2 separate regions of the Homo sapiens genome follow, and region 2 is linked to region 1. The links are chromatin loops, found by intact Hi-C in ENCODE. Cell type or tissue: Calu3. All regions are shown on one strand. Each heading gives the region's core, and the rest is flanking DNA. Links, peaks and the distances in the headings are about the cores only.

Region 1 (9,933 bases), core at 1-8,000:
TTTCTTTTTTGCGTCTCTGCAGCCCCTTAATTGTCTGGTTGGGTCGGGGCTGGGAAGCGAAGCCGGAGCGGGCCGGGGAGGGGAGGTCCCGGGACACGTCAGTATTTCGTGCAGTCGTAGGAGTAGGGGGCTGCGTGGCGATAGAGAGGCGGCGTGGATCTGTAGGGCAGCTGGCAGCTGGCATTGCCACTCACCTGGGACTCCCCGAGGGTCGAGTTCTCAATCCCCAGCCGGTGGGAGTTGAACATCTCCCGCACGTTGGGGAAAGTTTGCTGCTGGGCCGCGAACGTGTGGCCGGGGAGGTGGTTCAGGTCCCCGCTGTGGTTGAGATACCAGGAGGCCGCCTGCGCCGCGGCGGCCCCGGGCTGCGGCGTCGGCTGGGGCTGGGGAGCCGGCGGGGGCGGCGGCGCCTGCGGGTGGTGGTGGCCGTGGTGCTGGTGGTGGTGGCCCGTGGCGGCGAGCGCGCCCTCCTGGCCGGCGGCGAGGTTGAGAGCGCTCAGGGGCGACGTGGGGCCGCTCGGGTGGTCCGAGAGGGCCTCGTCCAGGGCGGGCGGGACGCACATGTGCGCCGGCCGCTCGGCCCCGGTGTACAGGCTCATCGCTCGCATGCTGCACTGGTAGCCCCCGGCGGCCCCGGCCTCCAGGCCCTGAGCGCACGGCTGGCCGTAGGCGGCGGGCGGCGCGGCGGCGTAGGGCAGCGCCAGCGGCGGCACCACCAGGCCCGCGCGTCCGGCCCCCGGGCTCAGCTCTCCGCCCGGCGGCGACGTTCGCAGGGTCATGATGTTCTCCACGCTGAAGCCAGGCAGCCCGTTGGGCGCCGCGGCGTGGTGCTCCGGCAGCGAGCCGTCGGGGGAGCCGGCGGGCGTGGAGGCCGCGCTGCGCGGGCTGCCCTGCAGCGCGCTCTCGGGGCTCAGCGTCTCCACCTTGGTGATGACCGGCAGCGCCGGGGACGCCGCCTCGCTCTTGATCACCACCTTCTTCTCGGCCTCCTTGGGGGCGTCCGCTAGGTGGGGGGTGGCCGGGGCGCCCTTGGACGCCGCCGGGGGCGGCTCCTTGAGGTGGGCCCGCTCCTCCTTCTCCTTGGACACGTCCTTCTTTTTGAAGCGCCGCCGGCGCCGCAGGAAGCTGCCGTTCTCGAACATGTTGTAGGAGTCCGGGTCCAGGGTCCAGTAACTGCCCTTGCCGGGCTTCTTGTCGTCGCGGGGCACCTTGACGAAGCACTCGTTGAGCGAGAGGTTGTGGCGGATGCTGTTCTGCCAGCCCTGCTTGTTCTCCCGGTAGAAGGGGAAGCGGTCCATGATGAACTGGTAGATGCCGTTCAAGGTGATCTTCTTCTCGGGCGCGTTCTGGATGGCCATGGTGATGAGCGCGATGTAGCTGTAGGGCGGCTTCACCAGGTCCTTAGGCGCCGCGGGCTGGTGGTGGTGGTAGGGCGCGTAGGAGCGGCCCATCCCCGCGCTGTACTGCTCCGGGTGGCCGGAATAGACGCCCATGGGGCTGGCCATGCCGCCGTAGCTGCCCGCAGCCCGGTAGTAATTCTGCTCGCTCAGGTAGGGCACCACTCCCAGGGCGTTGGGGTCGGACACGGAGTAGCGCGCCTGCATGCTGCTTCCGAGACGGCTCGCCGGCGCCCTCGCGCACGGACTGCGGCCGGGGGAGCGAGGGGGGCCCTGAGAGCGAGAGAGCGCGAGAGAGCCAGAGGGGGAGAGGAGGGGAGCGGGAGGGGCGGCCCCGGGCTCCTGGCAGCCTCCGGGGCGAGGGTGCGCGGGCGGCGGCGCTCGGGCCGAGCAGGGGCGCGCGCTTTCAGCGGACCGGGCGGATCGGCATCCTGGAGGGCGCGCCCCGGGCAAGCGCAGCGCCGGCCCCGCTCCTCGCTGGCTCCAGGACCCGGCGGCGGCAGCGCGGGCAGGCGGGCGGCCGCGGACCCAGCGGAGACGCCGCGGCCTGGGGACCCAGGTGGACCCTCGGCCCGCGCGAGGAGGGGCGCAGGAGGCTCTCCAAGCCCCCAGCGAATCGGCAGCCCCGAGGGTCAGCGCGCCGGGGTCCGAGCGGCTGCCCCGCTGAGCCCAGAAAAAGAGGCCAAGTCCCTTTTAGGGATTGGGAAAAGTTTCAAAAGTCTTCTTGCTGAAAGCGAGTTTTTACTTTCCTCGGGCCACGCCCCCTCCCGGAACTTTGAGCCAATCACCCGGCAGCTGAGAGGAGTCGGCGCCAATCGGGGCGAGGAGCGCAGGAATCCGTCGGCTCTAAGACCCCGCCGCCCCGGCCTCCGCGGCGACTCCGTCTTCACTTGAAAACTTTTTAAAAAGTTATATCTTATTAAAATTTATTTTATGATCACATTTTGGTGAATGGGCCCACATGCCCAAAACAAAAAGATAGCCACTTTCCTCTGTTAAAAAAAATCAATTTGAAATATAAAATAGAATGGATTAATAGAGTAAAATATCTCTCCCAAAGACCTTGTAAGTAGCAATGATCCTGGGACATTTTTCTTATTAATGAGTGATGAAGCGAATAATTAGATTTCCTAATTATGGGGGCCCAGGTGTAATGGATTCAAAGCAAACGCGCTGGATTGGAATGGCAGGGCCTCTCCTGGATGTTATACTTATTTAATCAAATAATTAATCATCAACAGGGAGTTTCCAGGCTCGGGGTCGTCAAGGATAACCTATCGAGGTTTTAGAGGTAAACCCTACAAACTGAGTTTCCCTCGCTCCCCGCCGAGGAGCCAGGCAGCGGAGTGCATAGAGGGGAAGGTAGCAACGTGCTGACTGACAACTTAATCCTCCGAATTCGCGGGGAATTCGGTAGATCATCCGCGTCGCTGCGAGCAGTTTTGTGGGGTTTGGGGAAAAGGGTGAAGTGACTCTGCTATTTCCCCCTTTCGTCTCCCGCGTGGACACTCGCAGCCTACCAACTTCAGCTTCGAAACTCGTCTCCCTTTTCCCAGGTAGAAATTCCCTCTAACAAGCTGACCCCGCACTCCCAGAAGACCGGGACAATGCAGCGACCCACCCGGGCCAGGCAGAGCCGAGTTCCTGGGCCCTGCGAGGAGAAACCCGAGCCTGTTTTCCGCGGGGGCTTGGCTCGAAGGCGCGCGCAATGAGCGCCGCGCACCGCGGGCACCAAGCGTGGACGTTTCCCGTGGCCCAGGCCGGCGCCGGCCGCTAACACCGACCCTAGGGCGCTGTCCCTGCCTCCTGCTCCTGGCAACGTCCCCCTGGGAGCCTCCAAGTTGCTTTTCTATATTTCAGCCTTTTTTTTGTTTTGTTGGGTGGGTAGGGTGAGTTAGGGAGCGCGCTCCGTGGGAAGACTGGGTGAGCGGTTGATTGCAAACGGTTCAAGATCCCTTCGGGATGATATTATTCGGCAGGCAGACCTGGAGCGACTTGGATCTCCTTCAAGGATTTCTCCTTCCCTCTAGGAATCCCGGACAGTTTGTTTATTTGTGGACTGATTATTTATTCCTTCCACACCTCAATAATCAGATCCCCTTTTCCCACTTTCCCTGAAGGAGTGAGACACCCCTTTAACAAGGCTAAACACGGGCAGAATTTTGGAAGTTGCTGGTCTGGTTGGGCAGGGAAGAGGGCTTCAGGGAGAACATTTGTATTTCAGGTTTCCTTGCACCCTTCCTGGCTGTTCATCGGCTGCGTATTCGATTCTCAGCAAAAGGATGTTGAGACAACCCACCAGGCCTCTTCGCTTCGGCCTCTTCGCTTCGGGGAGGCGACTAGAAGGCAATGGGGCGTGCCACTTATTTCCAATAAAAGAACAGAAGACGAAAATGTAGATGCATTATCTTTGTCTCCTGATCAATTCAAAGCCAAAGGGAAGCTACAAATCAGGTTCCTTTACCTTGAATATTCCACTTCTGAAACATTGTTTTTATGAGTATTCTGGGCTCTTTTTCTAACCTGATCCTTTTTCTTCTTTCTTTGAAACAAAGTAAAATAAAGCTGCCCAGTTCTCAGCTCACAGGCAAATGATTTGAGCTTTCTGCCCCAACCCTAAACTCCCACCATGACTTTATTATTTTTAATAAGCTAGTATTTCCGCATCTAGCTTAAAAAAAAAAAAGGACTAGCAAAAAGTGCCCTTCTCCTGCAGCGCATGACAGGCACACTGAGTTCGTGTCACGATTTTACTGGAAATGCAAACTATTGATCAAGAAACACTCCTCAGCCTGTAGGCTTCCTGGAGGAATATTATTTACTCTGCTTTTACGAGGGGTGTGTGTGTGTGTGTGAGAGAGAGAGAGAGAGAGAAACAGCTTTATCACAGCAAAACCTAAAATAGCTAAGGACTATGAAAAAATAAATTCCAAAATGGCAGTTGCTGCCTACGTTTGTATTCACAAGGGTGTCCCGGTTTAAACCAATGTCATCTGGGGAAACAAACAAACAAACAAACAAACACCTAAATCGAGTCGCCCAATATATTATCCACCCTCCCCCGCCCCAAAGAAAGGAAAAGGGGAGGGGAAAGAAATTCGTCTCATCAAGACAGAAAAGGTGAGAGAGACACTTCCCTTTACCCCTGGAATTAGGTTTCTTGTTTGCTCAGTGGGACTCCGGGAAAGATGTTTGTTCAGGTTATTAAAACAACGCCTTCCATACACCTGGACTTTGCAAAAACCGTATTTCCCAGCTTTTCTTTAACCTGCCAGGGTATTTCGGATGGGGGGCTGCTACTTTCTGGCTGATTTTCCCCCTTCTTGACCTTGTAAGTCAGTGAGCCGAACGCGGAATCGGGTCCCAGAGGGCCTCGCGTGTTCCTGGAATAATAAGCGGCGATAAAGCCTAAAGGTATTTAATTCGCCTTCCGCCCCCACCGCGCTGCGCTCCTCCCGGCCCGTGGCCGCTGCACCTGGAGCGGCTGGGCGGACTCCGTGGGTGTTGGCGTCATCTTGAGGCCAACCAGGGAACTACTACGAGAAAAGGAAAAAGAAAAAGACCGCCCGGCCCGCCCTGCTTATCATGAAGGTGCTGACACCTTGTGGATACTCCTGGGCATTGCACGGCTGGAATGGAGCCTTCAGAAATCTGTAAAAGCAGAGAAAGGAGATAAACTGCATCGCGTCGATTAAAAAACATTTCCCGTAACTTCGCAACGTGTCAAGAACATGATCTGTTGGGAAACAAAAATGTCTTTGAAACTGCTCGGGGAGCAAGAAATTTTCTCTAGGGAAACTTGCTGGGGTTTTCCCCAAATAAAATCTATGCCTCTTAGGTGGCTAGAAGTCTGCATTTTCTTCCCCCGGAGTTGTTGAACAAATTGCCTCGTCCATGTTTTCCCGCTGCAGCTGTCTTTCTGCCCGAGGTGTGGCGTGAGCTTCAGGGAATTCATCAGAAAGCTGTTTGTGCTGGTCGTGTGTTTAGAGGGTTGGCTTGAACAAGAGGCAGACTTTGAAACTGGGCAGCAGCCACTTCTACTTTTGAGGTACAACAGAGAACTCAAAGAGGGGACAAGTGAAAGGAGTTTTGTTTCTTGTCTCACTATTTCCCATTCATTCATTTCAATATCCTTCAAACATTTCTTTTCTGGGGTCACGAGGTGCCTTGGTTTTGAGGAAAGGGATCGGGTGGCAGAGGAGTCCCAGGCTTCCAGAAGCTGCCTGAGAACCGAGGAGCCCTTGGGTTACACAAAGTCGGCGCCACCTCCTAAAAATCCATTGTAATCCGGCTTCTAAACTTTTGTGGGACAAAAAAAGTGTCTTTTCTAAAACTCAGTTCAAGCTCATTTTACTGTGTGTGAGTTTTCCGGTGAGTGAAAGCCATGCTGCGCCATCGACAAAGGGCAGGGCCAGAAAGGACTACAGAAGCGGGTGGGTAGTGAGAACTGCTGTTGGTCACAAGGATTAAAGAAACTCAACAAGTAAACGCAACCCTCAATCCTAGGCGGAAGAAATTTTTTTTTCTTTTTTCTTTTTTTCCTGTTGTTGTTGAGACGGAGTCTTGCTCTGTCGCCCACGCTGGAGTGCAGTGGCACGATCTCCGCTCACTGCAGGCTCCGCCTCCCGGGTTCACGCCATTCTCCTGCCTCAGCCTCCCGAGTAGCTGGGACTACAGGCGTGCGCCACCACACCCGGCTAATTTTTTGTATTTTTAGTAGAGACGGGGTTTCACCGTGTTAGCCAGGATGGTCTGGATCTCCTGACCTCGTGATTCGCCCGCCTCGGCCTCCCAAAGTGCTGGGATATTTTAAACAGCAACCAAGGACAGGTTTGAGGAGACTTGGGAAGATTTGCATCTGGGATGTGTATGAGATAATAACCTTGAATCAAGGGTAAGATTCTTGCGTGCGATAATTATACATGGTCAAGTAAGAGCATGTCCTTGCTTTTAGAAGGTACGTGTCAAAATGTTTGGGGCTGATATTCATCATCTCTGCAACCTTTAAAAAATTCACCCTGCCGGGCATGGTGGCTCATGCCTGTAATCCCAGCAGTTTGGGAGGCTGAGGTGGGAGGATCGCTTGAGCTCAGGGTTTCAAGACCAGCCTGGGCAACACAGTGAGACCCTATCTCTATAAAAAATACAAAAAAAAAAAAAAAAAAAAAAAAGCCGGGTGTGGTGCTGAGCACCTGTAGTGCCAGCTATGTGGGAGGCAGAGGCAGAGAATTACTTGGGCCTGGGAGGTTGAGGCTGCAGTAAGCCATGATTGCACCACTACATTCCTGCCTGGGTGACAGAGCAAGACCCTGTCTCAAAAAGAAGAAGAAGAAGGAGAAGATTCAAAAGATTCAACCAAGGTGGGGTCAGAGGGGAGAAGGAGGGCAGAAGGTCGTGCAAAGGTAGTAAGATGAGAACAGTTGTTGAACCCGTGGTGCCTGGGTATTGATTGTATTGTTCTTGCAATTCTGTAAATTTGAAATTTTTCAAAATAAAAAATGGGAGTAAAACACTTTTGTTACTGTGAAAATTTGAAAAGAAATGTGACAGTAAAGGAAGGTATTTCCATGGAAGGAATTTGCAAAATGTTTAGCGAGGGCCTAACTTAGTCCAGCGTCTGCTCTCCTCCTTTACTGGAAGTTTCTGGAAAACTACCATCAATAGCTATGGAGTTCATCACAATAATTCATGGTAAAAAAAAAAAAAAAGGCACATTCTCTGAGGAGCTTATCTGTTTTATAATTCAGGCATTGCCACAATTAACCAAAGATGCCAGACATTCCATATTATAGATGTTGTGGGATTTTATTTTTTTTTAGACAGAGCCTCACTCTGTCACCTACGCTGGAGTGTAATGGCTCATGGCTCATGGCTCACAGTAGCCTGGAACTCTTAGCCTCAAGCAATCATAATATTAAAGATACATGTATGTTTCTTTTTAAAGAAACTTAGTCTCAGTGACCACCCTGAGCCAACCCCAGCTTAGCAGAGGGCTCTGTTCATCAAAGTCACTCAGGAGCCTGAGTTTTCAAAGACCACCTCTCATCATATCTGTTCCTGTCATCTAGGCAGGGGAGAGAGGTGATCCGGCCCTGGGAATTAAGTCTTCCAGCCTGGAAGTGACATGTATCACCTCTATTCACAGCTCATAGGCCAGAGCTGGTCATAAGTCCCCAACGCGCCCAGGGGACAGGAAGATCAGTCTTCCCTGGGCCCAGGCATCTGCTCGGCAGCCTCATACTGTCTTTCCAGGTAAGTAATGACTGTCCTCTGTTCTCTGCAGCCCCAGTGCACTGCCCAGTACCTCAGCACAAGATGTGTGTGCAAGTAGTGCTTGAGTGAGTGTACGACTGTTTCCGAGATTTCTCTCCTTAGTAGATAAGGGGAAAAGTGATGTGTACATACCCTGTGCCATGCACCGTGCTAAGCGTTTTGGCCACGACCTCTCACTTACTCCTCTTTTAGGGTAGGTACTATTAATACCACCATTTTGCAGGTGAGGAAACTGAGATCTTAAATAACTAAACTAAGTGTTGCTGCTGCCAAGTGATGAAATTGGGATCTCTTAACCCACTCCTTTGCTGCCTCTTTGAGATTAAGAGTTACGGACTTGGGGCTGGGCATGGTGGCTCACGCCTGTAATCCCAGCACTTTGGGAGGCCAAGGCGGGCGGATCACCTGAGGTCGGGAGTTCAAGACCAGACTGACCAACATGGAGAAACCCCGTCTCTACTAAAAATACAAAATTAGCTGGGCATGGTGGTGCACGCCTGTAGTCCCAGCTACTCGGGAGGCTGAGGCAAGAGAATCGCTTGAACCCGGGAGGTGGAGGTTGCGCTGAGCTGAGATCGCTCCATTGCACTCCAGCCTGGGCAACAAGAGCAAAACTCCATCCCCCCTACCGCCCCCCCCAAAAAAAAAGAATTAGGGACTTGGAAATTAGAGGAGATTTAAAAAGTTAAATGAAAAACATCCATAATGGTGTATCCATGAAGCCATGACTTCTGACCACACACAACTTAATGTGTATGAGATTTGAGTTTTTTATATCACTAACTTGAACCCCTGTGATTAACCCTGTGGGGTACATGGACTCACCGTAATGGCCTGTGGAAAGCAGGCTGCCCCTGGGGAGGTCAGAGAGGACTTCAGTGTTTGGACAATGACAGGTTGAGAAAGAGGCGAGGGGGACGATTTAATTTTCATCAAATGCGCAGCCTGTAGGATGGGTGTTCTGAGCCCCAAGGAATAAGCCAGGCTCAAAAGCCACAGTCTGGGAGCAGCTTCAGCCAGTGCTTCCAGTAACCACTGGGACTAGGGCTGGCGCCCACAGTGGCATAACTGAGTGGGACCCCAGTGGGTCTCACTGAATAAGACCAAGAGTGCAGAGCGCTCTCCCAGGGGAGTCCGACCACCACTGTCACTGGGTGCTGTCCACCTCTAGGAGTCCGTAAAAGCCAAGAACACTCCCTGGCCCTGGCCCCCACCTCTGCCTGTGTGCATCCCGACATGGGGCTTGCATGGCCAGCCCAGCCTGGACCCACCGCATGGCCTTTGGGCCTGCTGTGCCCCGGGCCTGGTCCCTCATCTCAATTCTTTGCCCCCTTGCCCCCTCCTCCGAGGCCTCCCCCAGCCATCCGCTTACCTTGCCCCCCCCACCTCCCCCTTTCTCCTCACTCATGTTCTCAGTGGCACAGGCTCCCCTGCCTGGTGTGGTCTCATTCAGTCTTCTATCTGTTGTTTGCCTCACCACCCCCATACAGGGAAGACAGGCAGGGGCCTGGTCCGCCCTGTGCACAGCTCTGCTTGACACAGACTCCATGAGACTCCATGTTCTTTTTTTTTTTTTTGAGACAGAGTTTCGCTCTTGTTGCCCAGGCTGCAGTGCAACGGTGCAATCTCGGCTCACCGCAACCTATGCCTCCCAGGTTCAAGTGATTCTCCTGCCTCAGCCTCCTGAGTAGCTAGGATTACAGGCATGTGCCACCACGCCCAGCTAATTTTGTATTTTTAGTAGAGACGGGGTCTCTCCATGTTGGTCAGGCTGGTCTCGAACTCCCGACCTCAGGTGATCCTCCCGCCTCGGCCTCCCAAAGTGCTGGGATTACAGGCATGAGCCACCGTGCCCGGCCACAGACTCCATGTTCTTAACTATACATTGAACAAATGGGGCTTCAGAGATACGCAGCCCTCCCCCACTTCACTGCCTGCCCAACCGTAACTCACAGGCCTTGCCTCCCATTTGTGGCTCAAGCCCAGGATTTGTTTCAAACATTTACTAGCACTTATTTTAGGCAGACACTGCATAAGAAATGGGGACTCATCGTCAAGTGCTCCCTGGCTCCCAAGCTGTGGCAGGCGCATGGATGATGACAGGCTGAAACTTTATTTTAGGTCAATGCTCGTAGAGAGCTCTCCCTGCATTCTAGGTGCTGTTCTCCGGGCCGCATGGATCCGGCACTTCACCGTCACCAGCGTGGAGAGGCGGATGCCAACGGTGCTCCTATCTCCACTCCGCAAATGAAAAGCAAGGCAC
Region 2 (9,933 bases), core at 805-8,804, 450 kb before region 1:
CGATAGGAGTTTTTTTTTTATCTCCACTACAATCTTATGGGACCACCATCACATATGCGGTTCATTGTTGACCAAAATGTCATTCTGCAGTGCATGGCTGCAATTCTATATTTACTGCTCAGCACCAGCCCTTGGAGAATGTCACTTCCACTATTTTACCATCTGAAGCCCATTCTCTAGCAGCTGCCCATTAAGAGATCATGGGAACAATATTCCCTGCGTTCTTGCACACTGATTATAGTTTATCTGTAATCTGTTTTTTTCTTCTTTTTCTTTTCTTTTTCTTTTCTCTCTTTCTTTTTCTTTCTTTCTTTTTCTCTCTCTCTCTCTCTTTCTTTCTTTATTTTTTCTCTCTTTCTTTTCTGTAGTGTTTGACTGTCATTGCTCAGGCTGGAGTATAATGGAGCCATCTTGGCTCACTGCAACCTCCACCTCTCAGGCTCAAGCAATTCTCTTGCCTCAGCCTCCCAAATAGCTGGGACTACAGGGCACATGCCACCACACCTGGCTAATTTTTGTATTTTTTGTAGAGACGGGGTTTTGCCCTGTTGCCCAGGCTAGTCTTGAATTCCTGAGCTCAAGTGATCCTCCTGCCTTGGCCTCCCAAAGTGCTGGAACTACAGGTGTGAGCCACCGCGCCCAGCCTCTTTATTCTTTAAGATTAGCTTTAGTGAATACAAAATCGTTGGCTTAGATTTTCTTTATTTGAATATTGCAAATACATTGCTCCATTTTCTTCTGGCACAATGTACTGCTGTCAAAAAGTGTGAAGATTAATTTTGTTTTTTTTTCCTTTGCAAGTCATCCTCTTTTTGCCTAGTTGGGCAAAGAGTTATTTATTTACCTCCAAAGTCCAGGGTTTTTTTTCTTTACTGGTCATTTGGATTGATATTATCAGGTATACAGTATGCTCTTTTAATATATAATTTCAAATGTTTTTAATTTTAGGGAAATTTTCTCGAGTTATGGGTTTACCACTTGCTTGCTTCTCTCTCTTTGGCTTTCTTCCTCAGGGGCTCCTTATCTGTATGTTGGCTTTTCTTTGCCTAACTTTGAAATTTTTTTCAAATCCTTACCAAAAAGGATTTTTAAAAGCTTCCTCTGTTTACCTCTAATGTATCAATTATGATTATTTTCCCCATGTGTCTCTAGTCTCCATTCATGAAGTGACTCTTTTCCCTCCTGGACTCCCATCACCTCCTTCGTGAGATTTCCTGATTCCAACGGATGTTGTTCTTTCATGACTTTAGTCATTTCATCAATATCTTTTAGCTCATTTTGAAGTCGGTCATTACAGTTCCTTTTTTTCAAAAAATTAAAGTTTGCTTCTGTCTGGCATGCTTTTGTTATTTATAGCAAGGGTCAGCCAAGATTTTCAATAAAGGACCAGACAGCAAATATTTTAGGCCTGTGATTTGCAGAAAATCGCTGTCACATATTTTTCTTTTTCTTTTTAACAATGTAATCGCAGAACTTTGGGAGGCTGAGGCGGGCGGATCATGAGGTCAGGAGTTCGAGACCAGCTTGACCAACATGGTGAAACCCCGTCTCTACTAAAAATACAAAAAATTAGCTGGGTGTGGTAGCGTGTGCCTGTAATCCCAGCTACTCAGGAGGCTGAGGCAGGGGAATTGCTCCCGGGAGGCAGAGGTTGCAGGGAGCCGAGATCATGCCACTGCACTCCAGCCTGGGTGACAGAGTGAGACTTCATCTCAGGGAAAAAAAAAAGTGAAAAACACTCTCAGCTCATGGGCCCTGTGAAACAGACTGTGGGTCAAATTTGGCCACAGGCTTCTTATTCTGTTCCTTATTTTCATTCTGCTTGTAGTAAATTTGTATCCTAGTTAAACTCAATAATTTTTTCTCCCCTCTTTTTTTTGATGTGATTGTCCTCCACTTTTGGGAAATTACCTCTGGTAGCTGATCTAAGTCAGGGAGCTCCTTTCTTTGCTTCTGTTTGTTCTCATATACTGTTAACGCTTTGGTAGCTGGTGTGCTGGTATTTCCTGGCTCCTTCCCCGTCCCTCCCTGTTATCTGGTCCCACTCTTCCTTTGTCTCTGTCATCCCTCTTGTCTCAGTGTTGAATCTGCTGTCAGCAAGGGCCCTGCCCTGGAAGGAAGCCCTGGACATTCATTCTGGAGAATCTATGGAGGTCAGCCTACCCTAGACTAGACTTCTTGACATCACCTGCTTTTAGTTAGAAACTCCTCTCAGCTTCTGCCACAGTCCTGTGGTTTGTCATGTTTGCCTCTGAGCATCTGTTGGCTACTTTGCTGTTCCCTGATCTCCAGCCTGCCAGAGCCCTGGAGCTTCCCTTGCTGTGCCCTACACAGATGCTGGTGACACACAGGTACTTGTATTTGGTGCCCTCCGCCACCTGATTGTATTTGTAGTTTGGGGACAGCTTGTCACCTCATTTGCTGTTGAGGTTGTCTAAGGGTTTAGTTTTGCCTTCTCATTGTTCTGTCTGTTTTTATTGGAGATTTGGGAAGGTTCGAATCTGTGCTGCTGCATCCCTATCCCCTGAAATGAAACTTGACAGACGCAATGAAACGCCGCAGGAGACAGTCAGCTTGCCATCACCAGGAGTCTCCCAATTTTGGTCAAGTGCAGAAAGAAACGCTGGAAAAAAGCCCATGGGCTTTGGAGTCAGCTAGACCTGGGATGCAGCACTTGCATCTCCACCATCATTTCTGTGCCTTTGGATTGGATGCATTTCCCTTGTCTGAGTCTTGGTTCTGTCATCTCTAATATGGGAGAAACAGTGACAACCACATGGGGCAGGTGGGACGAGGACATGGGAGGTTTCCCAGGGCCCTGGCCTGGGGCTTGGTGTGTGGGAGAGAAGTTTCTGCCCCGTGACCCTGGGGACTGGGGAAAGGGGTCAGGATGTAGCCCTCAGTGTAATTTCTTTTGGGGTTCTGTGGGCGAAACTGACCACACAAGCATCCCAGACTAAAGTGCGAGTTGACATTCCTGGCTCTAGTTTTCATCACATCTTCCTGCTTTACACCAGGAGAGTCAGCCTGGTCCAGGTGTGAGTTTTTGTCTTAGACTTTAAGAAGGGGAATGGAAACACCTGAACACTTGATCATTACATGGCACGTCTCTTGCTGTGGGAGGGCCACGGTGCCCTCAGGGACAGCTGACCTATGGAGGACTTTTGGCTCTCAGTTAAACGTCTCCTGACTGCCATATGCATGTCTTTATTTTTTCCCCATTGCCTTTAATATTTTATATATATATATATAATATAATATATAACTATATATAACAATATAACATATAAAACTATACATAAAATATATAACTATATATAACATATATAACTATATATATAACTAGGTAGCAATATAATATATATAACTATACATAAAACAATATAATATATATAACTATATATATAAAAAACACCCACACGTACACTCATTAATTAATTAATCTACTATATCTGATTTTACTTTTCTCTGTTCCTTTCTAATGTGATCATTCTAATGTGTCTGTACAAAATAATCAAGTTTGTTAGAATTGTGTTTAAACAAAGAGTAAATAAACACAGAATGAGTGTTGGAGGCATAAATAAAGCCCATGTGTTTTACTATGCAGGTTTGTTGTGTGTTCGGGCACTCAAAGACTTTCCATGCCTCCTTCTTAAATGAGTTCTGGATCACCGAGACACCTGGAGAGTGGACAGTGAATAAATCGGATGTCTGTACAGCACACATGGGCGATAAAACAGGACTCAGTGCAGAGATGAAAATGACATCTCACAATCACAACAGTTAGAGACCAGTTTACAGCCAAAGAGAACTCCTTTTCCCAGGGTGGAACTGAGGCTGTCGATCGATGCTGCAGATTCTCAATTCCACTGGCTGCAGGGGTTTTTTTGTTTGTTTGTTTGTTTGTTTTGAGACAGAGTTTTGCTCTGTCGCCCAGGCTGGAGGGGAGTGGTATGATCTCAGCTCACTGCAAACTCCGCCTCCCTACTTCAAGCACTTCTCCCGTCTCAGCCTCCCGATTGGCTGGAACTACCAGTGCGTGCCACCATGCCTGGCTAAGTTTTGTGTTTTTAGTAGAGATGAGGTTTCACCATGTTGGTCAGGCTGGTCTTGAACTCCTGGCTTCCAGTGATCTGCTTGCCTCAGCCTCCTAAAGTGCTGCGATTACAGCTGTGAGCCACCATGCCTGTCTGGCTGCAGTTTTTATTTTTTTTATTTTTATTTTTTTTTTGAGATGGAGTCTCGCTCTGTCACCCAAGCTGGAGTGCAATGGCACGATCTCGGCTCACTGCAAGCTCTGCCTCCTGGGTTCATGCCATTCTCCTGCCTCAACCTCCCGAGTAGCTGGGACTACAGGCGCCCGTCACCACACCTGGCTAATTTTTTATATTTTCAGTAGAGACAGAGTTTCACTGTGTTAGCCAGGATGGTTTTGATCTTCTGACCTCGTGATCCGCCCGCATCGGCCTCCCAAAGTGTTGGGATTACAGGCGTGAGCCACCGTGCCCGGCATGGCTGCAGTTTTGATTTCCTGGTTGGGTGATCCAGGTGGCCTATATATGCTCAACAACTGGTCGGCATCACTCTTCACTTGCGCTTGTTTGGCCGAGTGGCAAGGAGAGGAGCGTGGGGTGGGCCAGGTGAGGCAAGTGCAAAGGCGTCTTGCGGCAGTTGCCTCCCTGCAAGTGTGTTTGGGAAAGGAGCTGCCAGCAAGGGGAAGGAATGAGCTCCCCTCCTCCTCTCCCGGCCTATTAGGACGTGTGCAGACACTTCTTGTACCATCTCTAGATCTTCATTCTGGCGTGCAGGGCAGGTGAACACACGGTAAACTCAGGGGCCTCTGTCTGCAGCACGGTGGAGTCAACATGAGTGTAAACCCACAGGCAATCATGGAACGCTCCCAAGGCTCAGTTTTCACTTCTGTGAAATGGGAATAAGGCACACCCTCTAACATTATTGTTGGGATGAATTGTGGTCATGTCTATAAGTTTTAAGAACATGCCTAGTATATAGTCAGAGATCCATAAATAATTTTTTTTGTCATTATTGAGATAGAAAGGTTAGCCACCTCCAAGAGTTATCCATTCAATTGTTTTATTATCTTTCTCTCCCACCAAGCTGTCAGTTCTACGGCGCCCACATAAATTGTGTTTGTTTTGTATGAAGATGTGACAGTTGATTTCTCGCCTGGGGTAGACAGAATAACAGTCCCCCAAACAGTCCATATCCTAACCCCTGGTACCTGAATGTGTTACCTTACATGGCAAAAAAAAAAAAAAAAAAAAAAGACTTCGCAAGATATGATTGAGTGAAAGAGCTGACACAGGAGATTACCTTGGATTGTTCAGGTGGGCCCATCTATAAATAATCCAGGGAGCGTTCGGTCTCTGGCAGAGGAAGGGAGGTGAGGGTATAATGAGGGCTTTATCTCAGTCTGGGAGTTAGGCAAGGCAGCCCCAAGAGATTCAGGTTCAAGGTGAGACTCAGGATGGCGGCACTGGCCCAGGAGAGGAGGCTGGGAGGAGAGCTCCAGGCAGAAGGGCCAGGGTGCAGAAGCCAGCTGAATTCTCACAGCAGATGAGGTAGCCTAGGTTTTACAAAGGCAGAGCCCACCGGATGGGTGATCTGGGTACCCGTGCACACAAATGAGAAAATAGCAGCTCAGAAAGATCAGGAACCTTTACACATGAGAAGCAGGAGAGGGCGTTGTGCTTGATAGAGTAGATTTCTTACTCTCTCCGTCAGGAGCATTTGTGTGTGGGATTATTTCCTGTTTCCTGGGCATCCCTGAGGTCAGGCTGGTGACTCACAGCTTCTTATTAGGTTGGTACAAGCCACTGCAGTTAATGGCAAAAACCGCAATGACTTTTGCATCACCTAAAAGGCTGATGAAAAGTCTCGCTCACAGGCAAAGGCAGAACCCTCTCCAAAGCCCATTCCAGCTTTGTATGCCTAGAGCTTTGGGAAATAAGCTCTGGGGGGTTTGCATTAGCCACACATGTCTTCTTCTAGGTGAGCAGAATCCAGAAACATTGGGGTCCAGCCTCTGTGTGCCATCACCTCTGGATCCACGGAATCTGGCAGAGGAGAAACTGGATGTGCCCGTGACAAAGGGATGGGGGTGGGCAATGCCTCGGGTTCACATGCTGGCATGAGCCGGGCAGACACTCGTCACTTGCAGCTGCAATTCTGAGCTCCACTGTTGGCCCCAGAAGAGGAAATATCCCTTCAATTGCCCCAGCCATGCAAGAAACTTGTCCGTCTGTGTTTTCCTTGCAGTTACCGAAATCCTCCGGCTCATGTTTAACGTCGGTTCCAGCTTGACTTTTGTTAAAATGTTGAAACCTAATTTTTTCATTGAGCGATTTTCAGTTTGAGGCCAGCATCAAATTAGAAGCCTCCCCACTGGCAGGGACTGGCAGTTGGGCAGGCGAGAGCCCCACACATGCTTGGGATATTCAATACACTGAGTTCTGCTCGGTACAAGAAACCCAGTCAGAAAATCCTGATTTATGGTGGTGCTCAGGCTTCCTGTTACTCTAAACCATGAAGGTTTTGAGCCGCACCCTGCGTTCCTGGCCAGCGCAGCTGCCTCCACCACCTTCCCTCCTATCGCCAGCCTCACCATTTATATAATAATGTCAGGAATGGAATAATTGACTTTCCAGGACTTTGAATTGTCCTGAACTTCAGTCTGTCTCTTTTTTTTTTTCTATTGAGGTGAAATTCACATAACATAGAATTAACCATTTCAAAGTGAACAGTTCAGTTGCATTTAGTGAGTTCACAATGTTGTGCAACCACCACGTCTATCTAGTCACCAAACATTTTCATCACCCCAAAAGGAAACTCTGTTCCCGTTAGGCAGCCACTCCCCATCCGCCTTCCCCCCAACCCCTGGCAACTGTTAATCGTCTTTCTGTCTCTATAGAATTTGTCTATTCTGAACATTTCATAAAGCAGAATCATATGCAGCCTTTTGTGACTGGCATCTTTCATTTAGCATATTTTCGAGGTTTGTTCATGTTGTAGCATGAATCAGTACTTGATTCTTTTTCATGGTTGTATAGTATTCCACTACATGGATAGACTACAATTTGCTTATTCAGCATCCATTGGTGGACATTTGGGCTGTTTCTACCTTTTTGGTTATTATGAATAATGCCACTGTGAATATTCATGCACACATTTTTGCTTGAGTCCCTGTTTTTATTTCTCTTGGGTATTTACATGGGAGTAGAATTGCTGAGTTGTGTGCCAAATCTATGTTTGACTTTCTTTCTTTTTTTTTTTTTTTTTTTTTTTTTTTTTAGAGACGGAATCTTGCTCTGTCACCCAGGTTGGAGTGCAGTGGTGCAATCTCGGCTTACTGCAAGCTCCGCCTCCTGGGTTCACTCCATTCTCCTGCCTCAGCCTCCCGAGTAGCTGGGACTACAGGTGCCTGCCACCATGCCCGGCTAATTTTTTTTTTTGTATTTTTAGTAGAGACGGGGTTTCACTGTGCTAGCCAGGATGGTCTTGATTTCCTGACCTCGTAATCCACCTGCCTCGGCCTCCCAAAGTGCTAGGATTACAGGCGTGAGCCACTGCGCCCAGCCCTATGTTTAACTTTTTGAGGTTGGGGAGAGTTCCCTGGAGGAGGTGCTGTCCATGTGAGGACCCTAAGGAACAATAGGAACTCACCTGTGTGTTGTGGTTGGATGGTGAAGCAGAGTGAAGGTGACAAAACCAGTTCCTGGAGGCCTGCCACTGACATTCAGCCCTGACCTTAGGCCTGAGGCTACCCAAACCATGCCCCCCACACTGCTGAGGGCCTATGGAGTCTGGGCTGTGTGCTGGGTCCTCCTTAGGCAACCATCATGTGGAGGAAAAGGCGTCAGTATGCCTCAGGAAAGAGGCCTTTGCACCTGGTGGGGCCTGGCTGAGACACTCCTGCCACCCCTATGCTCATCCAAACAGGCCAGAGTTCTGATCCTGCTGCGTTGTCCCTGCCCAATCCTACGCTGGAGCACACTTTGGAGCCGCCTGCATGGAATTCCAATTCTGGTTCTGCAATTTCCTTAGCCGTGTGGCCCTGAGTCAGTCTCTCTACCACTCTGACCCTCAGCGTCATCATCTAGGAAATAAACAGAATTGCAGCAATAGGGAGAGTCAACAAGTGCTGTCTGTCCTGAGCACTCACTGTTTCACAGAGAAGAACTCATTTAATTCCCACAGCTCTGTCTCTGGGACAGGTGCTATTGTCCCCATCTCACAGATGAGGAGACTGAGGTACAGAGAGGTTGACAGTTGCCTGGGGTCAGATCCCTTAGTAAATGGCAGAGCTGGGCTTTGAGGCAGGCAGTGAGAACACAGGCCCTTCACTCATCATTGTATGGCCCTATTGTTGCTGTTAGGTGGTACCATAGTTTCAAATGAAATTTCTCAAAGGTCAACAGAACGGGATAATGAAGATTGTGTTCCCACCCCTCTGCCATGGCCAGTTCTGCCCCTCACACATTCCCAGCCACTTCCCCCTCTCTTGCTTAATGTCGAAGCTGGTCCTAAGCACTCTATCATTGTATCTGTAAATATTTCAGTGTGTGTCTCTAGGAGAGGACTGCATTTTTCAGCATCTACCTGCCCCTCTGTGTTCCTTGCACACCCAAAACTTTCAGCACTAGCCCTGACACACAGGAAGTCCTTTGTGTTTGCTGAATGAGTGAGTAAATGAGTGAATGACTGAGTGAAGGAGTGAGTGAATTAGTGAAGGAGTGAGTGAATGAGTGAGCGACTGAATAAATGGGTGAAGGAGTGAGTGAATGAGTAAAGGAGTGAGGGAATTAGTGACTCAGTGAGTGAGTGAAAGAGTATATGAAAGAGTAAGTGAGTGAAAGAGTGAGTGAATGAATGAGTCAGTGAGTGAGTGAATGAGTGAATAAGAAATGAGTGAGGGAATTAGTGAAAGAGTGAATGAATGGGGGTGAGTGACTGAAGGGGTGAGTAAATTAGTGAATGAGTGAGTGAGGGAATGAATGAGTGGGTGAGTGAGGGAATGAATGAGTGGGTGAGTGAGGGAATGAGTGAGTGAATGACTGGGTGGGTGAGTGAGTGAGGGAGTGAATGAGTGAGTGGGTGAGGGAATGAGTGGGTGAGGGAATGAGTGAGTGAGTGAGGGAATGAATGAGTGAATGAGAAAGTGAGCGAATGAGGGAGTGAATGAGGGAATGAATGAAAGAGTGAATGAGTGAGAGAAAGAATAAGTGAATGAGAGTGAGTAAATGAGTGAGCGAGTGAATCAGTGAATGAGCAAATGAGGAAATGAGTGAGTGAATGAGGGAATGAATGAGTGAGTGAATGAGGGAGTGAATGAGGGAATGAATGAAAGAGATGAGTGAGGGAAAGAATAAGTGAATGAGAGTGAGTAAATGAGTGAGTGAGAGAATCAGTGAATGAGCAAATGAGGAAATGAGTGAGTGAATGAGGGAATGAATGAGTGAGTGAATGAGGGAATGAATGAGGGAATGAGTGAGTGAGGGAATGAGTAAGCGAGTGAATGACTGCGCGAAGGAATGAATGAAAGCGAATGAGTGGGTGAGGGAGTGAGTGGGTGAGGGAGTGAGTGAATGAGTGAGTGAGTGAGGAAATGAATGAGTGAGAGTGAATGAATGAGTGAGTGATCCCATGGAGCCAGCTGGCCAGGACCTCACGTTTTCTGTGGATCCCATGTGAGAGTCACTCTTTCGTTCCCCAAGAGCTAACGAGGAGCCCTGGCTGCCCTGAGCTGGGAGGGCCGGAGACCTCCCTGGAAACGAGGCCTGCGACCCCTCAGTGTAAGTAGGTGACAATTTATGACAGGGATAAGCGCGCCTAAGCCTCAAAGAAAAACAGTGCGTGTTTATGCAGGGCCGCACTTCCAGCCTGCTGAGGCCTCTGCAGACGCGGCTTGGGAGG

Evidence for each region. Peaks named below come from ENCODE experiments on the same cell type or tissue, not always from the same donor. Only the 100,000 strongest peaks of a DNase experiment are listed, where the experiment ranks them.
Region 2: it touches region 1 in a loop (14-fold over the local background); 7 of 110 quality-filtered maps call a loop at or near these places.

Annotation. Positions count from the first base shown.
Region 1 is chr16:86,559,007-86,568,939 of GRCh38, reverse strand. It overlaps FOXC2 (forkhead box C2), which reads right to left and starts at 2,111. Exons shown (of 1, transcript NM_005251.3): 1 at 1-2,111. The coding sequence starts at 1,604. The coding sequence ends at 99. It overlaps FOXC2-AS1 (FOXC2 antisense RNA 1), which reads left to right and starts at 1,179. Exons shown (of 2, transcript NR_125795.1): 1 at 1,179-1,323; 2 at 3,622-3,795. RefSeq lists enhancers at 808-1,391, 1,392-1,976. In Calu3, for the core only: a CTCF peak has its summit at 4,959 (motif pointing left); DNase peaks (open chromatin) are centred at 449, 1,469, 2,179, 4,929 and 3 weaker places.
Region 2 is chr16:87,013,392-87,023,324 of GRCh38, reverse strand. No RefSeq gene overlaps it. Among named protein-coding and RNA genes, the nearest start is that of LINC02181, 39 kb to the left of the region's middle. RefSeq lists an enhancer at 9,389-9,933. In Calu3, for the core only: a CTCF peak has its summit at 5,661; a DNase peak (open chromatin) is centred at 5,784.